Regions from separate parts of the Homo sapiens genome. Here region 2 is linked to region 1. Evidence: chromatin loops called from intact Hi-C (ENCODE). Cell type or tissue: gastrocnemius medialis. All regions are shown on one strand. Links, peaks and the distances in the headings refer to the core of each region. The heading gives the core; the rest is flanking DNA.

Evidence for each region. A loop is a pair of places that touch in the nucleus more often than their neighbours do. Peaks named below come from ENCODE experiments on the same cell type or tissue, not always from the same donor. Only the 100,000 strongest peaks of a DNase experiment are listed, where the experiment ranks them.
Region 2: it touches region 1 in a loop (2.4-fold over the local background); 14 of 110 quality-filtered maps call a loop at or near these places.

Annotation. Positions count from the first base shown.
Region 1 is chr19:18,842,141-18,853,141 of GRCh38, forward strand. It overlaps UPF1 (UPF1 RNA helicase and ATPase), which reads left to right. Exons shown (of 24, transcript NM_002911.4): 2 at 3,840-3,979; 3 at 5,604-5,693; 4 at 7,935-8,102; 5 at 8,548-8,728; 6 at 9,995-10,156; 7 at 10,847-10,931. Among named protein-coding and RNA genes, the nearest start is that of UPF1, 16 kb to the left of the region's middle. RefSeq lists enhancers at 5,300-5,359, 6,819-6,938 and a silencer at 7,486-7,710. In gastrocnemius medialis, for the core only: CTCF peaks have their summits at 5,247 (motif pointing left) and 5,447; DNase peaks (open chromatin) are centred at 5,241, 6,130 and 6,851; H3K27ac peaks cover 4,286 bases.
Region 2 is chr19:18,757,518-18,768,518 of GRCh38, forward strand. CRTC1 (CREB regulated transcription coactivator 1) reads left to right here. Exons shown (of 14, transcript NM_015321.3): 7 at 2,034-2,074; 8 at 2,491-2,711; 9 at 7,887-8,011; 10 at 10,968-11,001. Among named protein-coding and RNA genes, the nearest start is that of COMP, 28 kb to the right of the region's middle. RefSeq lists an enhancer at 10,210-11,001. In gastrocnemius medialis, for the core only: no CTCF peak of the experiment used is centred there; DNase peaks (open chromatin) are centred at 5,154 and 6,674; H3K4me3 peaks cover 877 bases; H3K27ac peaks cover 2,832 bases.

The DNA.
Region 1 (11,001 bases), core at 2,213-10,212:
GGTGGGACTATGTGAAAGATGGTCAACTCCTAGCAGTTTCACGTGGTTCAAACTAATAGATTAAAGGTGGCTAAAGAGACATCACAAATCACGTGCAGTCATTAACTGGGACTTGGATTCTTAAAAACCTGTAAAAGACGTTATGAAGACATTGGGGTGATGGGTGAATGTGTATTAACCAACAGTGTGGCAGGCTGGGTGCGCTCATGAGCCAGCTGTTTTGTGGGGATGTGGAGAAAGCCCTCCCCTGGGGCCGGCCACTCTGAAATGGGTCAGGAAGAGATAAGTGTGTGAGAGCAAGGGGAGTCGGAGTGCAGGGGGATGTGATGGAGAGTGTCCAGCTGGAGGGGTGTGGGGGTCGGATTTCTGTAGCTTTGGAATTTTTCAAAATAAGAGGAAATATCAGGGCAGAATCCTTCCAGTTTGGGGGCCAGACCTCCTGGCAACCCTCTGCCTTGAGAGGGCTCAGAGACCCTGCAGCTTCTTGGCAGTCATCACTCTGAGGGTGTGGTGAACTTCCTATTCCCTCCCCTTTTTTTCCTTTACAATTTTTTTAATTAAAAAAAATTTGGGGGGGTGCTGGGTGCAGTGGCTCACACCTGTAATCCCAGCATTTTGGGAGGCCAAGGTGGGTGGATCACCTGAGGTTGGGAGTTCGAGACCAGCCAGACCAACATGGAGAAACCCTGTCTCTACTAAAAATAGGCGTGGTGGCGCATGCCTGTAATCCCAGCTACTTGGGAGGCTGAGGCAGGAGAATCGCTTGAACCCGGGAGGCAGAGGTTGCGGTGAGCCGAGATCGCGCCATTGCACTCCAGCGTAGGCAACGAGAGTGAAACTCCGTCTCAAAAAAAAAAAAAATTTAAATAGAGATGGGGCCTCACTATCTTGCCCAGGCTATTCTCAAACCCTGGGCTCAAGATCCTCCTGCCTTGGCCTCCCAGAGTGCTGGGATTACAGGTATGAGCCATCACGCCTGGCCTCCTGCCCTCTCTTTTATTTAAGCCTTGGAATTAGAGAATCAGGAATGAGCTGCTTTGCCTTTTGAGCTTGGCCTTTAGCCAACAATGTTGAGGGCCTCCTGGGGTGCAGGCTCCATCTAGGTGCTGGGCTCATGGCAGGGAGCAGGACAGACAATGCCCCACGGGGGCCTTGAGGTGGGGTCAGAGGATGCCTGCCTGAGAGGCACCCTGTGGACCTCACCCTGAGGCTGAGGGAACAGCAGGTGCAAGGCCTGGGTGCTGGCAAATGCAGACAGTGGTGCAAATGTTGGAGTAGATGTCTGCGGCCTGAGAGTTTATGATGGCACATTTGGGGGGATTTTTGAGTTTTTGAATTTCTGTGGTTTTCGTCTGTGGGAATGAAGTGACTTTCTTTGTTTTTTTTTTTTTTTTTTGAGACAGAGTCTTGCTCTGTGACTCAGGCTGGAGTGCAGTGGTGTGATCTCGGCTCACTGCAACCTCCGCCTCCTGGGTTCAAGCGATTCTCCTGCACGGGGATTACAGGTGCGCATCACCATGCCCAGCTAATCTTTTGTATTTTTAGTAGAGATGGGGTTTTGCCATGTTGGCCAGGCTTGTGTGTGTGTGTGTGTGTGTGTGTGTGTGTGTGTTGTTGTTAAGAGAGACAGGGTCTTGGTCTGTTGCTCAGGCTAAAGTTCAGTGGTACCATCATAGCTCACAGCGGCCTTGACCTGCTGGGGTCAAGCAATCCTCCGGCCTCAACCTCCTGATTAGCTGGGACTACAAGTGTGCGCCACCACACCTGGCTCGTTTGTGTATTTTTTTGTGGAGACAGGATCTTGGCTGTGTTGCCCAGGCTGGTCTTGAGAACTCCCGGGCTCAAGCGATCCTCCCAAAGTGTTGGGATGACAGGTGTGAGCCACCATTCCTAGCCTTGAAGTGACCTACTGTTGTGCTGCCCTGATGCACGGTCTGAGTTCTGGAGCATGTCTCTGGGCAGAAAGCCCCTGTACAGCTCTTAGATGGACTTCCAGGATGTGGTTTTAGTCGTAGCTAGGTTCACATCCAGAACTAAAGGAGTTAGAGACTCCAGCTCTGGGGCCTCGTGTATGACTAGGAAGTGGGAATTCTAGGATACGTCTTTAAATACTGTGTCCAGAGCAGAGGTGATGGGAGGAGCTGCTTTTTTTGGGGGCCGGGGGGGGGTTTGGGTTTTTCTTTTTTCTTTTTTTTTTTGAGATGGAGTTTTGCTCTTGTTGCCCAAGGTGGAGCGTGCAGTGGCACGGTCTCAGCTCACTGCAACCTGCGCCTCCTGGGTTCAAGCAATTCTCCTGTCTCAGCCTCCCAAGTAGCTGAGATTACAGGCACGTGCCACCACGTCCAGCTAATTTTTTTTTTTTTTGCCTTTTTAGTAAAAACGAGGTTTCACCATGTTGGCCAGGCTGGTCTCGAACTCCTGACCTCAGGTGATCCGCCCTGCCGAGGAGCTGCTTCTTGGTGAATGCCTGGGATGGGTACAGGGAGGCCTTGCCCCTCCAGAGCCTCCCTGGTGAGGGGATAAGTTGACAGCCTCAAAGGACTTTATTGGAGTGGCAGCTCTGTGCCAGCTGAAGATGATGACCCTCTTGTCCTTCACCCATCATGTCCCCTGGCGTGGGCTGTGGAACTTCTCTGTGCCAGGCACTGTCCCCTACTGCTGTTTTACCTCATTTCATGATAGTTCCTAGGGTCAAATATATTTTTGAAATTAATGTTTTATCTTGAAACTTTTCAGAGAGTGAAGGGAGAAGTTAACCCAGAAGTCAGCTTGTGTTGTGACCAGATCACTGCAGGGCAGCATTGGGCCCAGTGTGCATCTGTGCGTGCAGGTAGCACGTGCCCATGCACCCCAGCCAGGCGGGCTGGAGGGGCCTCTGTGGGGTGCTGCTCCCCATGAGCACCTGTCCCTAGGCTCGCACAGGTGCTGCATCACACAGCAAGGGCATTAGGCCGAGGGGCTGTCTGGGGTGCTGGGACTGGCAGTGGGAGATTTGGTGCCGTCCCTAGGGGAGCTCCCATCACTCCTCCCTGGCCCTTAATTTTGTGCCACCTTGTGTTCTGCCATGACACAGTGCTCCCGCTGCCTGACCCCGTGGTGGGGTTAGGTGGCCTATGGGGGCCATGCCAGGGACTGTTGGCCATGTCATTTGAGGTGCTGGTACTTGGGAGTGGCATGAGGAGCCCCAGTGGCTGTGTGGTCTCCTTGCAAGTGTCCTGTGCAGTTGTGGCCTGATGACTTAGAGCCATGCGCTGTCTGCCTTTGCTGAACATAGAAGAGGCGCCTTCAGTGAGGGTGTGGCCTCGGTTGCCAAGGGTATCTCAGTGTTCAGTTTCTACTTCATCCTCAGGAGAGGGCTGCCTTGAAGGGATGGGGAGGGTGAGGTGGCAGTGGATGTGGCCAGTGACATTTCCACATCTGCATGGGTGGCAGCTTCGTAGTGTTTGATGAGCCTTACACTGTGGTGGGTCTGGCATCATGAAGCTGTCCTCAGGGCACACTGCTGTCAGTCTGTAAAAGTCACCCTGCTCCTTGTGGTCCTCAGTCATGGGAAAGAAGCATCTTCCTAAGCATCCTGGTTGTGGGCATGGACATGGCTCTGTGGCTAGGCGGGGGTTAGACCAGCTGTGTGGGGGACCGGGGGGTGTAGAAGGCCACCAGTGGCCCTTTTTTGGCCAGGTAGGTTTGCTAGAGAAGAGTGAAATCCAGTCAGAACAAGGGAAACTGTCTCAAAGCAGAGATGAGGCCAGGGTGTCACACCAGAGTCATCGAGGCTGGTTCTTCTGCACTGAGTCCTGGAAGCTGCAGCCTCACTCAGGTGACACTGCGTTCTGCTGCAGGTTGGGCCCGAAGGCATCCTGCAGAACGGGGCTGTGGACGACAGTGTAGCCAAGACCAGCCAGTTGTTGGCTGAGTTGAACTTCGAGGAAGATGAAGAAGACACCTATTACACGAAGGACCTCCCCATACACGCCTGCAGGTGAGCTGAGCTCAGCTGGGCCTGGGCATGTGCTGGACAGGTGGGTGCCTCTGGCATGGGCCTGGGACACTCACCTCCCAGGTACAGGGTGGCGCCCTTGTGCTGTGACTCTGGGTGGCGGTGTCCTCGGGAGTAAGGAAATTGCTCAGGCCATGTGCACAGCCAAGGCCTGTTACCGGTCAGGAGGTGGGCTCAGCAACCTCCGACACCCTGAATTCACCAGCTGGTGGGAAAAGTTTTCCTTCCTTTGGCCTCCTCAGACCCTGGGGGCATTGCCTGGTACCTGCGCACTCACTCATAGAAAGAATTTGTCATGGCATTGGGTGAGCATCTGGGGTGGGAGGGTGAGTGGAGCAGCTGAGATACCCTCACAAAGCAGTTGCTGCAGGGTTCTGGGGCATCCCTGCCTCCCGCTGCCTTGGCCGTGCCTGGAGAATTGGATGTGAAGACAGTAGTTAGTGGATAGACCTGCATGTTGACAAATTTAGAATTCTCATCTCGAGTGGGATCGTCCCTTGTTGAGGCTTATTTCTGTATTTTTGTGACACACAAGTGAGGAAATGTAGATTAGAAGAGGGGAGAAGGTTTTGGCCAGGCACGGTGGCTCACTCCTGTAATCCCAGCACTTTGGGAGGCCGAGGTGGGCAGATCACGAGGTCAGGAGATCGAGACCATCCTGGCTAACACGGTGAAACCCTGTCTCCACTAAAAATACAAAAAATTAGCCAAGCATGGTGGCGGGCGCCTGTAGTCCCAGCTAGCTACTTGGGAGGCTGAGGCAGGAGAATGACATGAACCCGGGAGGCGGAGGTTGTAGTGAGCCGAGATCGCACCACTGCACTCCAGCCTGAGCGACAGTCACGGCAGGTTTGGGCCTGAGCCCTGCCTCTGTCTGTGGGCACCCACTTGGGGCCCTCCCTGCAGCTCCTTGCCCGCGTGCTGCCCAGCGCTCCGGGACTGAGGCTGCTCTTCGCTAGGCTTGGTGGGCAGGCACTCTTTCCTGCATCTCAGCTCTTCACTCATTCTCATTTACAGATGTTTTCGTGTATGTAATTGTGTTCTCTTAACACACAGAGATGGCCATAAGTCCTGGTGCAGCTCTGGGGAGCTAGTATTTTTGGGTTTGGTATGTGGATTTTCAGAAAACCACAGCCAGTGGTGGGGTGAGGCTCTCCCGAGGCTCCTCGCTTGGGCTTCGGGGCCTGAGCTTCAGGGCGCTGCTGCTGCAGGGTCTGTGCCCAGCTCCCTGGGAGCACAGTGCCCTCTGCTGGAGCCCAGAGTTCACCATGACCACTGGGTCTGAGGCTGGATTCCTGAATTTCAGGCCAAAGAACGGGGACTAGAATGGCCCTGGAGGAGTGAGGCCTCCTTCCAGCAGGACTCTCCTTGGAGGTGGCTTTGCTCCTTATCCCCTCGGAGCTTCTGCCACATACCCCTTCCCTGCATTCTTGGATTTGAGAAGCCCTGGTTAACTGGTTTGATTTGGTTACTGGGATTGTTGGGGTTGAGTATGTGTTTAATGAAGAACTTAAAAATGTTGTCAGAGGAAAGAATTTCACATCTTGCCAAATGAAAACCAGAGAGCAAGCTTCCAGCTGTAACTGTCGCTGTTTTGATTTTTTAGTTACTGTGGAATACACGATCCTGCCTGCGTGGTTTACTGTAATACCAGCAAGAAGTGGTTCTGCAACGGACGTGGAAATACTTCTGGCAGGTAGATAATCAGACCATGCATGTGTGTTTAATCAGTGCTGTGCTCAGATTTGTGTGTAAATTATGGAAATGTTGAAGCAAAGCGTAATATAAAATCACGCTAACAAACCTGGGTTTTTTCCTCCTCTGTGACTGGTTTAACTTGAAACAGATGGTGGTGTGTGAATGCCTTAATGTATTTACCCTTGATTTATTCTCTGTGGCTCTTTTTATTATGCAAGTAGGGTTGGCTTAATTCTCCTTCCCAGTTTTTATTTCGATTTTTCTGCAAGATGAGCTCTTGGCACACCCGCTGATCTTCATTAACGGGAGGATGTTCCCAAGGCAGTAACGGGCATCCAGGGGCGCTGGTTCCTGAGCAAGCTTGCTCTGGCCTGAGCTCATCGGAGCTGTCCGGAGGCTAATTCAGGCCAGATCCTGAATCATCGGCTTCAATTAAGTTCACTTGACCGTCGGCGCTGGGCTTGCCTTCCTGATGTTGATCAGCTGCAGCTGGACTGTGTCGCTTGTTCTGTGTTTGGGACAGGACAGTGTTCTCCCAGTGCCCAAATTCCAAGGGGGGAGTTCGATGGTCTTGCCCGAGTGGTGGGACTCTCGTCCTGGTGGGTCCCGTGCTAGCGGCTCCCCTTCCCCTCCAGGTTGCTGTGTACAGGTCACTCCACTGCTGGAGAGGATGGAGCAGAGCCTGGGAGGCAGAGCTCCGAGGTGCTAGCAAGGAAGTGTGGGGTCTTTTTCTGAGGTTCACGTTCTGGAGAAAGAAAATGACCAAAGCCCGGAGGCAGGCTTACTTGTGCTGACACAAGCCCCTCCTGTGCCTTTGACAGCTGTGGGTCTCGGAGGGTTACAGATGGAGCAGTCAGATCTCGTGGCATCTCTGAGTTAGTAACTTGAAATATGGTGTTATGAGCAAGGCCAGAAAGGGGCTGCTGTTTTTAAAAGATTTTAAAGAAGGGTATCTTCTGGATAACCAAAAGACATTCTTGTCCCATTTTCAGAATCTTCTGGGTAATTTAAGTGTTGCTATGTTTGCATTTAGTTCCTCTTGTTCAGGAAAAGCAACTAAATAAAACTTCTCTTAGCTGGCAACCCCAGCTTCCGGTCAGCATAGCCAAGAACAGGGAAGTGAGCAAAAGGGCCTCTGAGAAACAACAGGCTTGAGCCAAGCACCACTGAGCATTCTGTGCGAGGCCCAGGGGAAGGTGAGGAAGCAGCCGCTGGCCCTTAGGGATCTTGGCTGTGACAGGGTGAGGATGCATGAGAAGACACGGAGACAGCTGATTCTGCCCACGTGGCCGGCAGGGCTCCAGAGTGGAGTCGGGCTTTGGAGATGCTCAGAGTGGCCATGGCTGGTTAGAGAATCCTGGGCCTCGTGGCAGGGAGAAGGGTTAGAAGATTAGCTGAGCTGAAGCTTTTGGCAAGAATGGTTTTCCAGAGGGGAAGAGAGAGGGCGCGGTGAGGAAGGCTGGGAGGCCCTGCAGGCGTGTTCAGAGCTGCTGGAGACACCGGAAGAGCCCAAAGGCAGAGCAGCTGGGCATCCTTGTTAGATACGGCAGATAGGTGCTGGAGGGTGGCTGGCTTGGCACAGGGCAGGGTTCAGCCCAGACCGCGGTTTAGGTGAGCAGTGTCCTGGCCACGTCGCAGCAAGGAAGGAGCCGAGCCAGCCAGGGCTTCACACACAGCCCTGGGCTTCTGTAGAACCGCCCCCGCCTCTGCTCAACCTTTTTGCTGCTTTTTGCGGGGGTTTCCAGTCGCCTGCTTATCAGATTTCCCGGCCTGCAGCAAAGCAGGAGGGACTGTTGCTCCTGGAAGTAGGCACAGGGCCTCTGAGGAGTGATTTCAGAAGAAGCCACAGAAGATGGTGGCGGGGGTTGACCTTGGAAAGAAGGGGCTGGGGCCTTGTGGGAAATGTCTCTGACCCCACAGCAGCCCTGGGCCAACAATGGGTTAAATTAGGCCTGATAAGTTGGATTTAAGAAAGCAGGATTTTTAAAAAAGGCAGGAACTATGTGAACCGTGTTAAGGAAGTTTTCCTTAAAGTGGTTCAAGTTGGGATTGATTTTTGTGCTCAGTGGGGAGCTAGTTTGGGGGAGGGCTGGCCCCCAGAGATGCCAGATGGATGAGGTGTGACTGCCTCTGCTAATGGACCGTGAACGGTACCGGAACTTTTAACAGGGGCCCGAAAATTGGAAGTGGTGAAAAGCCAAATTTTGGGTGTTAACCGTTTATCATTTCCTGGTTTCAGCCACATTGTAAATCACCTTGTGAGGGCAAAATGCAAAGAGGTGACCCTGCACAAGGACGGGCCCCTGGGGGAGACAGTCCTGGAGTGCTACAACTGCGGCTGTCGCAACGTCTTCCTCCTCGGCTTCATCCCGGCCAAAGCTGACTCAGTGGTGGTGCTGCTGTGCAGGTGAGTGGTCCCCAGATGTCTCCTGGGGGTGACCTTTAAGCTCCAGCCGTCTCCTCACAAGCCTTGGCCCAGCCCAGCCCAGCCGTGGCTCTAACTCCAGGGAGTTGTCCTCCAAAGATGGTTTTTGCTGAAGGGTGAGGCATGAGAGCGTTTAGGCGCTGAGGCTTGTTAAGGAGTCGGCAGTGCCGTGTAACTCTTTTGGGGCGTTCTGGCTAAGTCATAAAAACAATTCTGTAAAAACAAAGTCTGTTCTGAGTTTTAAGAGTTCAGAGCTCAAGTGCACAGGGAGATGCGATTTATTACTAACAGTTTGAAGGTAATGTGATCACATAATAAAATGCAGGGCATGCCCCTTTGGGTGAAAGGTCAGCATGGGAGGGGGCCCTCCCTGCTCCGGGGCTTCAGGGACGGGAGCTGGTCCTCACGGCCCCCTCCCGCTCTGCAGGCAGCCCTGTGCCAGCCAGAGCAGCCTCAAGGACATCAACTGGGACAGCTCGCAGTGGCAGCCGCTGATCCAGGACCGCTGCTTCCTGTCCTGGCTGGTCAAGATCCCCTCCGAGCAGGAGCAGCTGCGGGCACGCCAGATCACGGCACAGCAGATCAACAAGCTGGAGGAGCTGTGGAAGGTGGGGCTGCCCAGCGGGCCGACCCGTGCCTTCGTGTGGTTTCTGGTTGCGGGGAGGGGAGTGTCTTCAGAGACGGCTTGACCCAGTGAGACCGCTGGAGATTCTCTGAAAGGAATTCAGGCAGACCTCTGCCACCTCTACGTGGAATGACCTCAGGGCACCTTGGTCACCTTCCATCCAGGCAGCCTTACCTGACCGAGAAGATCCTGGCCTTGGGGAAAGGAAAGCTCTGGCTGCTGGAATTTTTCTTGTCTTGCCGGGGTGAGGATGGGTGGTGGGAGGGGAAGAATGGGGCTGGCTGTGGGCAGACTTGTCCTGCAGAGCCTGAACCTGCCCAGACAGGTGGGCTGCGAGAATGTCCTGGGGAAATAGGTTGGTGTCGAGGTCGGCACAGTCAGCTGAGACAGAGGGGAGAGGAGAGGGTGCCGGGTCAAGTAGTGGGTGCCTGGCCCTCCTTCCACAGACAGCCCTCACTTTTCCCCACGGAAGCCTTTCTGTGCTTCCAGCTGTTTAGGATTTTGTGATAAAGTAGTTCTAATAACTAGGCTAGAAGTTTTCATTTGCCTCCCATTCAGTCAGAAATCTCACATAGGAAATGAAGTGCAAGTTAAAATATTTTTTTAAGCATTGTTCAGCCGGGTACCTTTCCACTTGGATTTTCCGGTTGCCAGATGATTTCATGATTCCCGTTTATATCTGAACAGCCCAGAAAATGTCCTGTCCCCACCAGCATGGCACTCACTGAGGGAGCTGGCCCCCAGGGGAAGAGCTGCGGGCCCATGTTGGTCTGGCTCAGGGTTAGCAGACGTGGGAGACAGGCCTCCCGGGCTGTGGACACAGCGAGAGAAACCGGTGGTCTTTGTGGCAGCCTGCGAGGCGGGTTAGCTGCTCTCGTTCACAAGCTGGGCATACTTGGAGGAAGCAGCTGGCTCTGAAGGTGCCCTCTGCTGTGGACAGTGTGTCAGGCTGGTGCCTGGGGCTTTGTAGGCAGGTTCACCCAAGTACCGGAACCCCGCTGGGGTGCGGAGCAGCAGCTGAGGCCCAGGCATGGGCCAGGCCGGTGTGCAGCTCCCTGTGTGGCATGGAGTTCCCGTTCCCAGGGTTCTCCTTGCAGGTGGGGCTGCGCCAGAACCCCTCCATGCCACCCACCGTGGCCCATTCTGAGAAGCGGCATGTGTGCTCCATCCCTCTGGTGCCTCTGCGCCCTCGTTCATTTGCATGTAGGGAAAAACAGGACGAGTGTGGCGCGGTGTTGTTGTCTTCTAGGAAAACCCTTCTGCCACGCTGGAGGACCTGGAGAAGCCGGGGGTGGACGAGGAGCCGCAGCATGTCCTCCTGCGGTACGAGGACGCCTACCAGTACCAGAACATATTCGGGCCCCTGGTCAAGCTGGAGGCCGACTACGACAAGAAGCTGAAGGAGTCCCAGGTGATGTGTGCGAGAGGGCTTGGCCTGGGGTGGGCTCTGGCTCTCACAGCTCTCTCCTCAGGCTTCCAGAGGGAGGTTTTCTCTCCAGGCTGTGGGAGCTGATGTGGGCTGCAGCCGCGACACCTGAGAGTTGGAACTTGCGGATCCGGGCCTGGCAGCCCGGTGGTCTGAGCCCCCGCCCTCAGATCTGACATCAGCCTCAGTGTTTTCTGTTTAAATCCAACACATCTTTCCCAGTGGGGTCCACAGCTTTGCCCACAGTTGCGAGAGTTAGACTCGGGCGTGATCCCTGTGAAGACCACATTTAGGCAACGGGAGCCCTGGAGCGCTGACCTCCCCTCCCTCCCTCCCCTCCTCTTTCTGTCCCTCCCTCCCCTCCTCTTTCTGTCCCTCCCTCCCCTCCTCTCTCTCTTCCTCCCTCCCACAGCAGCTGCTCCCTGGCCACGGAGGCCTCTGGTGTGCGGTGAAGCCTCCAGACGGGATTGGCCTGTGTGTGTTCCGGGGACTCCTAATGGCTTCTCTTTCAGATGTGCCCTTGGTGGCATTTGGGGCTGCAGGTGCCACTCACGGCGCCTGCTCTCACGGCAGAGGCTTGCTGTAGGGCCCGCCTCATGGGGCCTCGGGCATGTGGAGGCCAGGCCCGGGCCTGTGCTGGAGGCTAACCGGGGCTCTTGTTTTTCATGTGCTCAGACTCAAGATAACATCACTGTCAGGTGGGACCTGGGCCTTAACAAGAAGAGAATCGCCTACTTCACTTTGCCCAAGACTGACTCTGGTAATGAGGATTTAGTCATAATTTGGTTAAGAGGTGATTTTAAGTTTTAAAATATTTGTGACCATAAGTA
Region 2 (11,001 bases), core at 1,502-9,501, 85 kb before region 1:
CTTGGAGGTACCCGGCAGGTCTTTCTGCTGGGATTATGATTTTCTTTCCCATTGCTGTGAAAGTCCATACTTCAGTCCGGGTGCCATGGCTCACGCCTGTAATCCCAACACTTTGGGAGGCTGAGGCAGGAGGATCACTGGAGCCTAGGAGTTTGAGGCCAGCCTGGACAACACGGTGAGCCTCATCTCTTAAAAAAAAATTAAAAAATAAAAATTAGGCTGGGTGCAGTGGCTCACGCCTGTAATCCCAGCACTTTGGGAGGCTGAGGTGGACAGATCATGAGGTCAGGAGATCGAGACCATCCTGGCTAACATGGTGAAACCCCGTCTCTACTAAAAATACAAAAAAAATTAGCCGGGCGTGGTGGCGGGTGCCTGTAGTCCCAGCTACTCGGGAGGCTGAGGCAGGAGAAAGGCGTGAACCTGGGAGGTGGAGCTTGCAGTGAGCCGAGATCGTGCCACTGCACTCCAGCCTGGGCGACAGAGCCAGACTCTGTCTCAAAAAATTAAATAAAAATAAAAAATTAAAACTAAAATTAAACATTTTTTTAAAAGGCGGAAGAGGCCAGGCACCGTGGCTCATGCCTGTAATCCCAGCACTTTGGGGGCCGAGGTGGGCGGATCATGAGGTCAGGAGATGGAGACCCTCCTGGCTAACACGGTGAAACCCCGTCTCTACTAAAAATACAAAAATTAGCCGGGCTTGGTGGCGGGCACCTGTAGTCCCAGCTACGCGAGACACTGAGGCAGGAGAATGGGGTGAACCCGGGAGGCGGAGCTTGCAGTGAGCTGAGATCGTGCCACTGCACTCCAGCCTGAGAGACAGAGTGAGACTCCGTCTCTAAAAAAAAAAAAAAAGAAAGAAAAAAAAGGCAGAGGAGCCCTTCCCGAGACCCTGAACTTCAAAGGCTCTGTGGGCCACAGTCCAAGAGGAGCCTATTGTGGGCCCTTTCCATACACCATGTCCATGTCCCGAAAGTGTCCTGACAGTGCTCCTCAGCCAAGCAGAAAAACCAGTGTCATGCTGAGGGCTACCCAAGCCCTAGTCAGTGGGGGATGAGTGTGGCTGCCCACATAGCAGAGGGACGTCTCGGGACTCTCAGGAAGTAGCAGACCCTGAGGGTCCCCGGGGAAGTCACATGTCTAGGTCTCTGCTGCAAAGCTGGTCAGCCCCAAGACAGGGGCAGTGACCTCTGAACTGAGTTTAGGGCATCAGGTCCAAGCTTCCTGGGTCTCCCCTGACTCAGTTCTTCCCTCCTTTGGGCCTTGGGCTTGATTCACTCCCTGGAGACTGGTGGCTGCTCACAAACTTGCCTGGTGGGCACTGGACAGAGGCAACTCCTGCCCCCGGAACCCCTGCCACCATGATCTGGGAACAGCATGGATGGTTGGGGACAGCTCTAGGGACACTTAGCCTCGGGTACCAGGGCTTAGGGCGGCCAGCTTAGCAGAGGCCCCTCTACTGTGCTGGCTGCTGACTGCTGTGGTACAGCGTTGGGAGTGTCAAGAGGCGCTTTACACAAAATTTAAAAAGCAGCCGGGCGCAGTGCAGTGACGCGTGCCTATGGTCCCAGCCACTCGGGAGGCTGAGGCGGGAAGATCATGAGCTCAGGAGGTTGAGGCTGCGGCGAGCTGTGATCACACCACTGCACTCTAGCCTGGGTGACAAAGTGAGATCCTGTCTCTATGAAATAGAATAAAAATTTAAAAAGATCCACATGCCATGTTCTCCCCAGACTCCTCTGAAAAGAGACTGCCCACTGAGGGCAGGAGCAGGGGGAGGGGACCCATAGGGAGACCCTCTCTGTGCAACTCTTGGCTTCGCGCTGGGCATGTCTGGGGCCCGCCCCTCCACCCTGGGGCGGTGCCCCTGTCCTCCATCTGTGGGGCTCTGCGGCCCCAGCAAGCTTGGTTCTCATGATGCATCTCTGGGCTTTGTGGGAAGATCAGCCGTTTCAAGGAGGCCCAGTGCCCAGGAGGAGGGCCCCACAGGGTGTGCCCCAGGGCTCAGGCTCTCCTGTCTTCTCTTTCAGACGGGGTCCAGGCCCAAGTCCTGTGAGGTCCCCGGAATCAAGTAAGTCTCCACAGGGCCCACCCCGCACACTGCATCTGCTGCGCTGCTCCGTCCACCCTGGGGCATTCTGTCCACTCTCTTGAGGTTGCAAGTCCCTGCAAGAGGGACACTGTGTGACCAGAGGCCAGTGACAGAGCCCCCACATGCCCACCCCTCAGGCACCTCATTCCCAGGGATGATGCCCTCTCCTGGGTTCAGGGAGGTTGCTGCCCCCAGGCCCCCCACCGTCCTCACCGGGTGATAGGCTGCTTTCCAAGGTCTCAGCCTGGTGCCAGCCAACAGTGGTTTCCCAAGCACACGGCACCTGATGGGGGGTGGCCTTTTGCACCCGCTGATTTTCTCCCGCCAGCCCCCTGTCCCCGCCGCCAGCCCCGCCCCATGAGCTCACCTCCTGCCTGCCTCTGGCCTTTTCCCAGCATCTTCCCGTCTGCCGACCAGGAAAACACTACAGCCCTGATCCCCGCCACCCACAACACAGGGGGGTCCCTGCCCGACCTGACCAACATCCACTTCCCCTCCCCGCTCCCGACCCCGCTGGACCCCGAGGAGCCCACCTTCCCTGCACTGAGCAGCTCCAGCAGCACCGGCAACCTCGCGGCCAACCTGACGCACCTGGGCATCGGTGGCGCCGGCCAGGGTAAGGCAGGGACACTCCGCCCTCGGACAGAGCACTGGCTTGTGGAGACAACACGGGCATCTGCAGGATGACTTGGCAGAGTCCCGTTCCAAATACTAGGGCATGGGGGACAGGGCTGGGGGGCGGCCGACAGGCTGACCCAGCGGGCACAGGCATCCCAGGTAGGGGTGGGGCCTGGGTACAGGCCTGGTGGAAAGGAGTGCCTGGTGCCCCCAGACACCAGACAGTGGGTTTGAGGGTGTGTGATGGTGCTTTGGGGAGTCCAGGAGGGAAGCCCTGGGAGTTTTAACGCAGCTGGGGTGGGCCAGGCCTTCCCTCCGCCCCTCCTCGACCCCAGCCCCTCATTGGGGGGCGGGACCAGGCCTGACCTGCTTCCTCCACCCGACATCTGACAGTGACCACCTACTTGTCACATCCCAGCACCACCACCCCCACCCGTCTCCAGCTCCACACTCCTTTCTTCCTCAGCCACATCCACAGGGACGTCGCACAGGCCCCTCGCCCGTCCCAATAGCTCCTGGCGCTGCTGCCGCCCTGCTCCCCCGGGACCCCCCTCCTGTGGCTGCACTGATTGCAGAGGTGTCCCCCAACTCCTCTGTCCTTTCCCAGACATGGACCTGACCCATTGTCAGCGTGTCCTGTCGGTTCCGCCCTCAGGACCTGGCCTGACCTGGCTCCTCTCCCCAGGCCCCCAGCCCCCTCCCCACCTAGAACAGCCACCAGCCATGGCTTCCTCCACTTGGGACCTCGCACGGCCCCCAGCTCCCTCTCAGTGAAAGCCTGAGGCCTCCAGGGTCTGGGATGTCCACCCTGGCCCACCCTCCACCCTCTGAACTTAGCCCCAGTCCCACCTCAGGGCCTCTGCACATGTAGTCCTTCCTCTCCAGGAGGCTGCAGGCCTCCCTCCCTCCCCTGCCCTGCCCTGCCCTGGTCAGAGCTAGTCCCCTTGGCAAGGCCGTCCCGGCCCTGGCCTCTACTGCCGCGTTGCTTTCCTGCACCCCTGCCCTGGCCCACGTTGCTGCTCCGTCCTTAGCTGTTGCCTGCGTCCCCATTGGCTGTGCAGTGTGTGACCTGCATCCCGGGGGTGGCAGGCACCTGGCTTCCAAGGAGGAGAAATGGCGTGGCCCCAACTAGTCCTGGGGGGTGGGACAGGCTGGAGGGGCTGTGGGGGATGCACTGGGGGTGGGGGTGACAGACGCCACCTTGCTGTGCTCTGTCTTGCCCCAGAGCTGGAGAATGAACCGGCCCCGGCCCACTCCACCAGCCCATCCTGCCTCTGCCCCAGGCTTGGAAGGCAGCACCAGGCAGGGCTTTCTATGAGATAGTCACATGCTTACATTTGTAACTGGCGGAGTCCCCCTGGCTGCCCTGGAAGAAGGAGCTTTTGGGAGGGGCGGCCACTGGAGCAGGACAGCACCCCAATTGGGGGCTCTGCCTGGAGACTCCAGGGTGAAATTGGCCAGCCTGGGAGCTGGGTTGATGCAGGGAGTGAAGGAGAGGGAGGAGCCTGGAGGCGTTCCTGGCTTTGGTGCCAGCAGGGCCAGGGGCAGGCAAGGGGCGTGGAGGGTGGCGTGAATGTTCCTGGGTTTTTTGGAGGAGGGCATGGGGACTAGAATAGTGAAGAGGGAACAGGGCCCCAGCCCGAGCGCATTGAGGCTGCATTCTGACTCCCACACCTGGGCCCTGGGCCCTGGGCCCGCGGGGCTCTGCCACTGGACAGAGGGCACCAGAGAAGGCCCAGAAAACACAGCCGATTCGGAGGAGCCCTCTTCATTGTCTCCAGATAGACAGGGCCAGGCAGGCGGCATCCACACGCACCTGCGCAGAACCAGAAAGCTGAAGGTCAGCGCTGGGGCTGCAGGTACCCCTGCCCCGCATAGAAGCCACCATCTCCCAGCCCCTGCTTTTCCCCTCACATCTCTTCACGGCCACCAGAGCACATGGCCCCCTTCCCGCTGGAGGGTCCTTGGCAGGTCCCCAGCGCCCGCCCGGGAGCTGCGCACCTCCAGCAGGCACCCAGTCTAAACAAGCACAAGGAAACACACAACATACGTGGAAGCTGGAGCCGGCGCTGGCCAGAGCGGCCCGGTAATGCCTGACATGTGTTGGGTTGTTTGTGAACCTGCCGCCCAAGCAGCTCGCCTGGCAGGGGCTTTGCTTTCTGGACGCCTTTTAAATCAAGCCGAGCTGCCGGCCCCTGGCACACACGAAGGTGGCCCCCTCCCTCCTCGCAAGCCCACCCGCCAGTCAGAACGTGAGCTCCCTCAGGAAGGAAGACAGAGGCCTTCGCGGCCGAGGAGACAGTACCCCGCTTGGCTCCATCTACATTTCCCATATCCCTGGCTGCTTTCCAGAGTGCAGGAGGAGGGCAGGCCCTGGCTCCTCCTTCCTGGCCCAGCTTTGAGGCCGGGCGGGCCCTGACACCTGGCCCGCCCTCCCCTGGCAGCTCTCCCTGCCCGCTCCAGACTTCCCCTCCAGCTGGCTCTGTGCCTGTTCCCAAAGGTGAGCCAGGTTGCCAAAAGGAATTCAACAGCAAGGCTCCCGTCCGCCCTCCTGGGCCAACTGGCCTCTCCAGGGGTGGCCGAGAGCTCACTTTGCAGCCAGTGGAAGATTAAAAACTCCCTTGTATTCAGGGCAGACATTAGAGACTGGCAGCCCAAGGGCCAAATCCAGCCCATGGTATGTTTCGTGTGGGCCCACAGTTGTGCATCTGTAATACAGCCACACGCCACATCTTGACGTTTCTGACAACAGCAAACCACATAATCGGCAGTGGCCCCATCAGAGTATAATGCTGTGTCTTACTGCTCCTTTTCTAGGCTTAGACACACAAGTCCTTACCATTGTGCTACAGTTGCCTACTGTTTTTAATTTTTTTTTTCTTTTTTTTGAGACAAAGTCTCACTCTGTCACCCAGGCTGGAGTGCAGTGGTGTGATCTCGGCTCACTGCAACCTTCGCCTCCCAGTCCCAAGCGATTCTCCTACGTCAACCTCCCGAGTAGCTGGGAGTACAGGCGCCCACCACCACGCCTGGCTAATTTTTGTATTTTTAGTAGATACGGGGTTTCACCACATTGGCCAGGCCAATCTCAAACTCCTGCCCTCAGGTGATCCGCCTGCCTCAGCCTCCCAAAGTGCTGGGATTACAGGCGTGAGCCACTGTGCCTGGCCGACGGTATTCAGGACGGTCACCCTGTACAGGTTTGTAGCCTGGGAACAAGGGCCCTACCGTCTGGCCGAGGTGTGCAGAGGCTCTGCCATCCAGGTTTGTGTAAGTTGCCCTGTGATCCTCATGCACAGCCATGAAATCGCCGGACAACGCGTTTTTTCAGAAGTCACCCCCATTGTTAAGTGATGCTTGACTGTACTTAGAATCAACATTGAAAAACCAGGGGAATGCCCGTAGAACACCAGATTTCTGGCTGCTCTTGAAGAATCAGACAGCCCAGTGGCCATGGCCGATGTCTTGCACCTCGAGACGGGCCACAGTGCTCTGGTTTGCCTCAGGCCCCACCCGCCCCTGTCGTCCCACATCCATACCCTCACACGCTCCTGACGTTTGCCCCTACTTTGTACCGAGCCCGACCTCTGCTTCTGACCTGGGCACTGAGCATCTCTCGGCCTGCTGGACGCACGAAGTGGCGGACACTCAGGAGAAGATGAGGGAGTGGCCCAGGGTCGTGACTCTGAGTGTGCTCTGAGCAGGCTTCCCCCACATCCTCCCGTCCAGGCCTCTGTTGATGCCTCCCTGGACGCCAGGGCCTGCAAAGGGCGCTTGCTGCCTGGGGAGCAGTCAACAGCACCAGGCTTCCTCCCACAGTGCGCAGCCAAGCAGAGCTGCCAGGGCATCCGAGGGGAAGTGCAGGCGTGACCGAGCTCGCCCCGGTGAGCAGCTGCCCTGGGCACGGACAAGGCTGTCATCTCCCCTCGGCGCTTGTCGGGTGTGTTCCCATGGGCCCACGCACCCGCCGTCTCATCTGCCGGAACAAGGTTAATCTGGTGCCCAGATCTCCTGGGGTGAGTCAGGCGGCTTCACCCCCGCCTTGACTGCAGGCCAGATGCTCTTCAGAGACTGCTCCTGACCTCACCAGGGCCTCACTTTGAACCGGAGAGGGCGGCTGTTATCGTCGCCATCTCACCAACCAGGGAACCAAGTCTCCAGAGTGGATGGGGGTCAGGCCAGGCTCGCAGGGGTCCTCCTGCCATCGAGGGGCCTGTTGCCTGCCTGGCATGGTGCCCACAATAACCCAGCCAGCCCCAGCTACTGCCATGTTGAACTTGACCTCACCCAGCTTCATCACTGCAGCAGAATCCAAGGATTGGGTTGCTCAGTGCAAGGGCCTTCGGGGCCGGGGTGAGGGAAGGGGTGATGAGGCGGCTCCTGGCAGGACCTCCAGCAGGAATGATGTGTCAGACCCCAGGGCAGAGAGGGGGAAGGATGTTAAGGAGTGACATTCTTTAGTTCAGACAGCCTGATGGGTGGCACTGCAGCTTGGGGAATGCACCAGGTCTGGGGAGGAGGAAGTGGCTGTGGGACATAGGGGATAGCAGGTGCTCAGGTCTGGGGGCCAAGAGAAGCAGCTGCAGGAATGGGCACATTCACTGAAGGAGGGCAAGATCCACGAGGTGGTGGGCAAAACCACAGCATTGGGCAGGGCCTGCTGGCTTGAAGCTAACCACAACCCAAGCCATTTTCAGCCAAAAAAAACCATTTATTGTCTCCTGAAAGTGGGAAGCAGGCTCAGATGCTGCCTCTCCCCTGCAGCCCTTCAGCTGGCTCCTCACCTCGCCACAGGATGCCCCACACACGGCTTCAGACAGCCCTTCCTGGAATTCCATCCAAAGCCCCTGGGAAGGCTCTCATTGGGCCAGCCTGGTTACATGCCCATCTGGGGGCCAATCTTATGCTCCAGAGATGGGGATGTGCTGGTTGGCTGGCTGTGAGACACCCCCTTCCTGGAAGGAAGGAGAACAGACTCTGCAGGACTGTGGGACCCTCGGGTCAGGAATCAGGGCCTTCGGGGGGTGCCCAGGTTTGGCAGTTGGGACATGTCCATGGGCTTCTGTCTGAGCAGTTGAGCTATTCCCATGCAGTGTGACTGTGGGTGTGTAAGCAGCCCTTTCTCAGTGATCAGTCTCACACCTGCTCTCCCTCCCTCCTACTTCCTCTCTAGGAATGAGCACACCTGGCTCCTCTCCACAGCACCGCCCAGCTGGCGTCAGCCCCCTGTCCCTGAGCACAGAGGCAAGGCGTCAGCAGGCATCGCCCACCCTGTCCCCGCTGTCACCCATCACTCAGGTGCGAGGGCAAGGTGGGGGGCAGGTGGGAGGGGGAAAGGGAAAGGTGGAGGCCTGGCTCTACCTCTTAGAAGGCCTCCTGTTCCTTCCAGGAGGCCACAAAACCTTGAGAATGCTCCCAACACTTTTAGTTTTTATTATCAAATTTTCAAGCCGGGTGCCGTAGCTCATGCCTGTAATCCCAGCACTTTGGGAGGCTGAGGCGGGTGGATCAGTTGAGGTCAGGAGTTCGAGACCAGCCTGGCCAACATGGTGAAACCTCGTCTCTACAAAAAATACAAAAATTAGCTGGGCATGGTGGTGTGCGCCTGTGGTCCCAGCTACTAGGGAGGCTAAGATGAGAGGATCACTTGAGCCCAGGGGGTGGAGGCTGCAGTGAGCCATGATCACACCACTGCACTCTACCCTGGGAGACAGAGTGAGACTCTGTTTCAAAAAAAAAGAAAAAACTCAAGAGGTTAGCTTTTGATTTTTCAATTTGCTGTATTTGCTTGTCTACTTTTTTGGGTAGTTTGTATGTGTCTAGGAATTTGTCCATTTCGTCTTTGCTATCCAACTTGATGGCAGAAAATTTTTCATAATACTCTTTTGTAATCCTTTTTTTTTTTTTTTAAGACGAAGTTTTGCTCTGTAGCCCAGGCTGGAGTGCAGTGGCATGATCTCGGCTCACGGCAACCTTGCTTCCTGGGTTCAAGCCATTCACCTGCCTCAGCCTTCCAAGTAGCTGGGACTACAGGCATGTGCTACCATGCCTGGCTAATTTTTTTTTTTTTTTTTTTTTTGGTATTTTTAGTAGAGATGGGGTTTCACCATGCTGGCCAGGCTGGTCTCGAACTCCTGACTTCAAGTGATCTGCCTCCTTTGGCCTCCAAAAGTGCTGGGATTACAGATGTGAGCCACCGCGCCTGACCGTAATCCCTTTTTTAAAAAAATTTTTGAGACAGAGTCTCGCTCTGTCACCCAGGGTGGAGTGCAGTGGCGTGATCTTGGTTCATTGCAACTCTGCCTCCCAATTTCAAGCAATTCTTGTGCCTCAGCCACCTGAGTAGCTGGGATTACAGGTGACCGCCACCACGCCTGGCTAATTAAAAAAAATAATAATAGAGATGGGGTTTTGCCATGTTGGCCAGGCTGGTCTCGAACTCCTGGCCTCAGGCAATCTGCCCACCTCGGCCTCCCAAAGTGCTGGGACTATAGGCGTGAGCCACCACACCCAGCCTTGTAATCCTTTTTATTTACGTAAAGTTGGTAGCAAAGTTCCCATTTTCATTTTCTGATTTTAGTAATTTGAATCTTCCCTCTTTTTTACCTAATCAATGCAGCTTCATAGAATGAGTTAGGAATGTTCACTTCTCTTCTATTTTTTGGAAGTATTTTTAATTCCTCTTTAAAAGTTTGGTAAAATTAGGCGGGTGTAATGGTAAATTCCTGTAGTCCCAGGTTTGGTAAAATTCACCAGTGCAGCCACCTGTGTCTTAGCTCAAATGTGTTGGGAAGTTTCCAATCTCATCTCCTTCTTATAAGGCTATTCAGGTTTTCTGTTTTTTCTTGAGTCAGTTTTGGTCATTTGTGCATTTCTAGAAATTTATCCATTTTGTCTTTTTAAAAACAAAACAAAAAAACCCTAACAGAGAACTTTGACATTTTTAAAATTTTTTTATTTTTTAATTTTAATTTAATTTTTTTTTTGAGACAGAGTCTCACTCTGTCGCCCAGGCTGGAGTGCAGTGGCGTGCTCTTGGCTCTCCTGCAGCCTCTGCCTCCCAGGTTCAAGCGATTTTCGTGCTAGCCTCCCAAGTAGCTGGGATTACAGGCATGTGCCTACCATGCCCAGCTGAGTTTTGTATTTTTAGTAGAGACAGAGTTTCGTCTTGTTGACCAGGCTGGTCTCAAACTCCCAACCTCAAGTGATCACCCTGTCTCAGCTTTCCGAAGTGCTGGGATTGCAGGTGTGAGCCACCGCGCCCGTCACTTGTTTGTTTTTAATGTAACCACAGTGGCATTGTCCACCTACAACGAAGTTAATGGTAGTTCCTTGGTACCTGGCAATGCCCGGCCCGGACTCCATTTCTCCCCGCCCCTCGGCCCCCATGTCTCCTGTCTGCTTACAAAGGTGTCTTATTCAGATCAAGATCCAGACAGAGCTGTGGGCGCTGGCTCCTGGCAGCTGTGTCTTCAGCCACTTTGTGAGCTAGGCTGTCTTAATCTGACACCTGCCCCTTCCCTCTATCTGGAAACTCCTTTCTCTTCACAAATGACCCACTGGTCCTCAGAGGCCGGGCATCCTGCTAAGTGGTTTTTGTTCCATAGCTCCTGGGCACGCTCAGCCTTTCTTAGAGGGCAGGGACCCCACCTTTCCCAAGGACTGTCAGCTTGGTAGCCCCTGGCTGTGAGTTTCCACACAGACAGTGAACGTCACACACTTCCCTCTTATTGATTTTCCTCTTTCCAGCTCTGCGAAGGCCTGAGCCAGCCCTTGGTGAGGGGCCATGCTGGTATCTCCAGCAACCCCAGCCTCTCCAGCATCCCCAGAGTGGGCAAGGCTTTGGGCGGGGGGGTTTGGGAAGGCAAGGCCAGTGGATCACTTGAGGTTTCCCCGCAGCACCCACAGGGGCTGGGAGCTGGCTGCTCACTGAGCCACCAGGGATGGCCATCCTGGGCTTGCCCTGCAGCTGGTGGACTGGCCTGAGCTGCACGGCATGTAGTGCGGGTGCAGGCACAACAAGCTGGAGGAGGTCAGGTCCTGCCCAGCTCCAGCTGACCCCCTTGGGGCCCTGCGTGAGGCCCACCCTCTCTAGCCTGGGCTCCCTCATCGTGAGGAGCACCCAGCCCAGGGGCTGCCTGTGATCACAGGGCCCTTCCACCTCGCCTGCTGAGCATGCCAGGCTATGGGGGCCCGAGGGGGCCAGGCGCTGACAACCAGGGCCCGCCCTGCCTGACGCTCTCCTCTCCTGCAGGCTGTAGCCATGGACGCCCTGTCTCTGGAGCAGC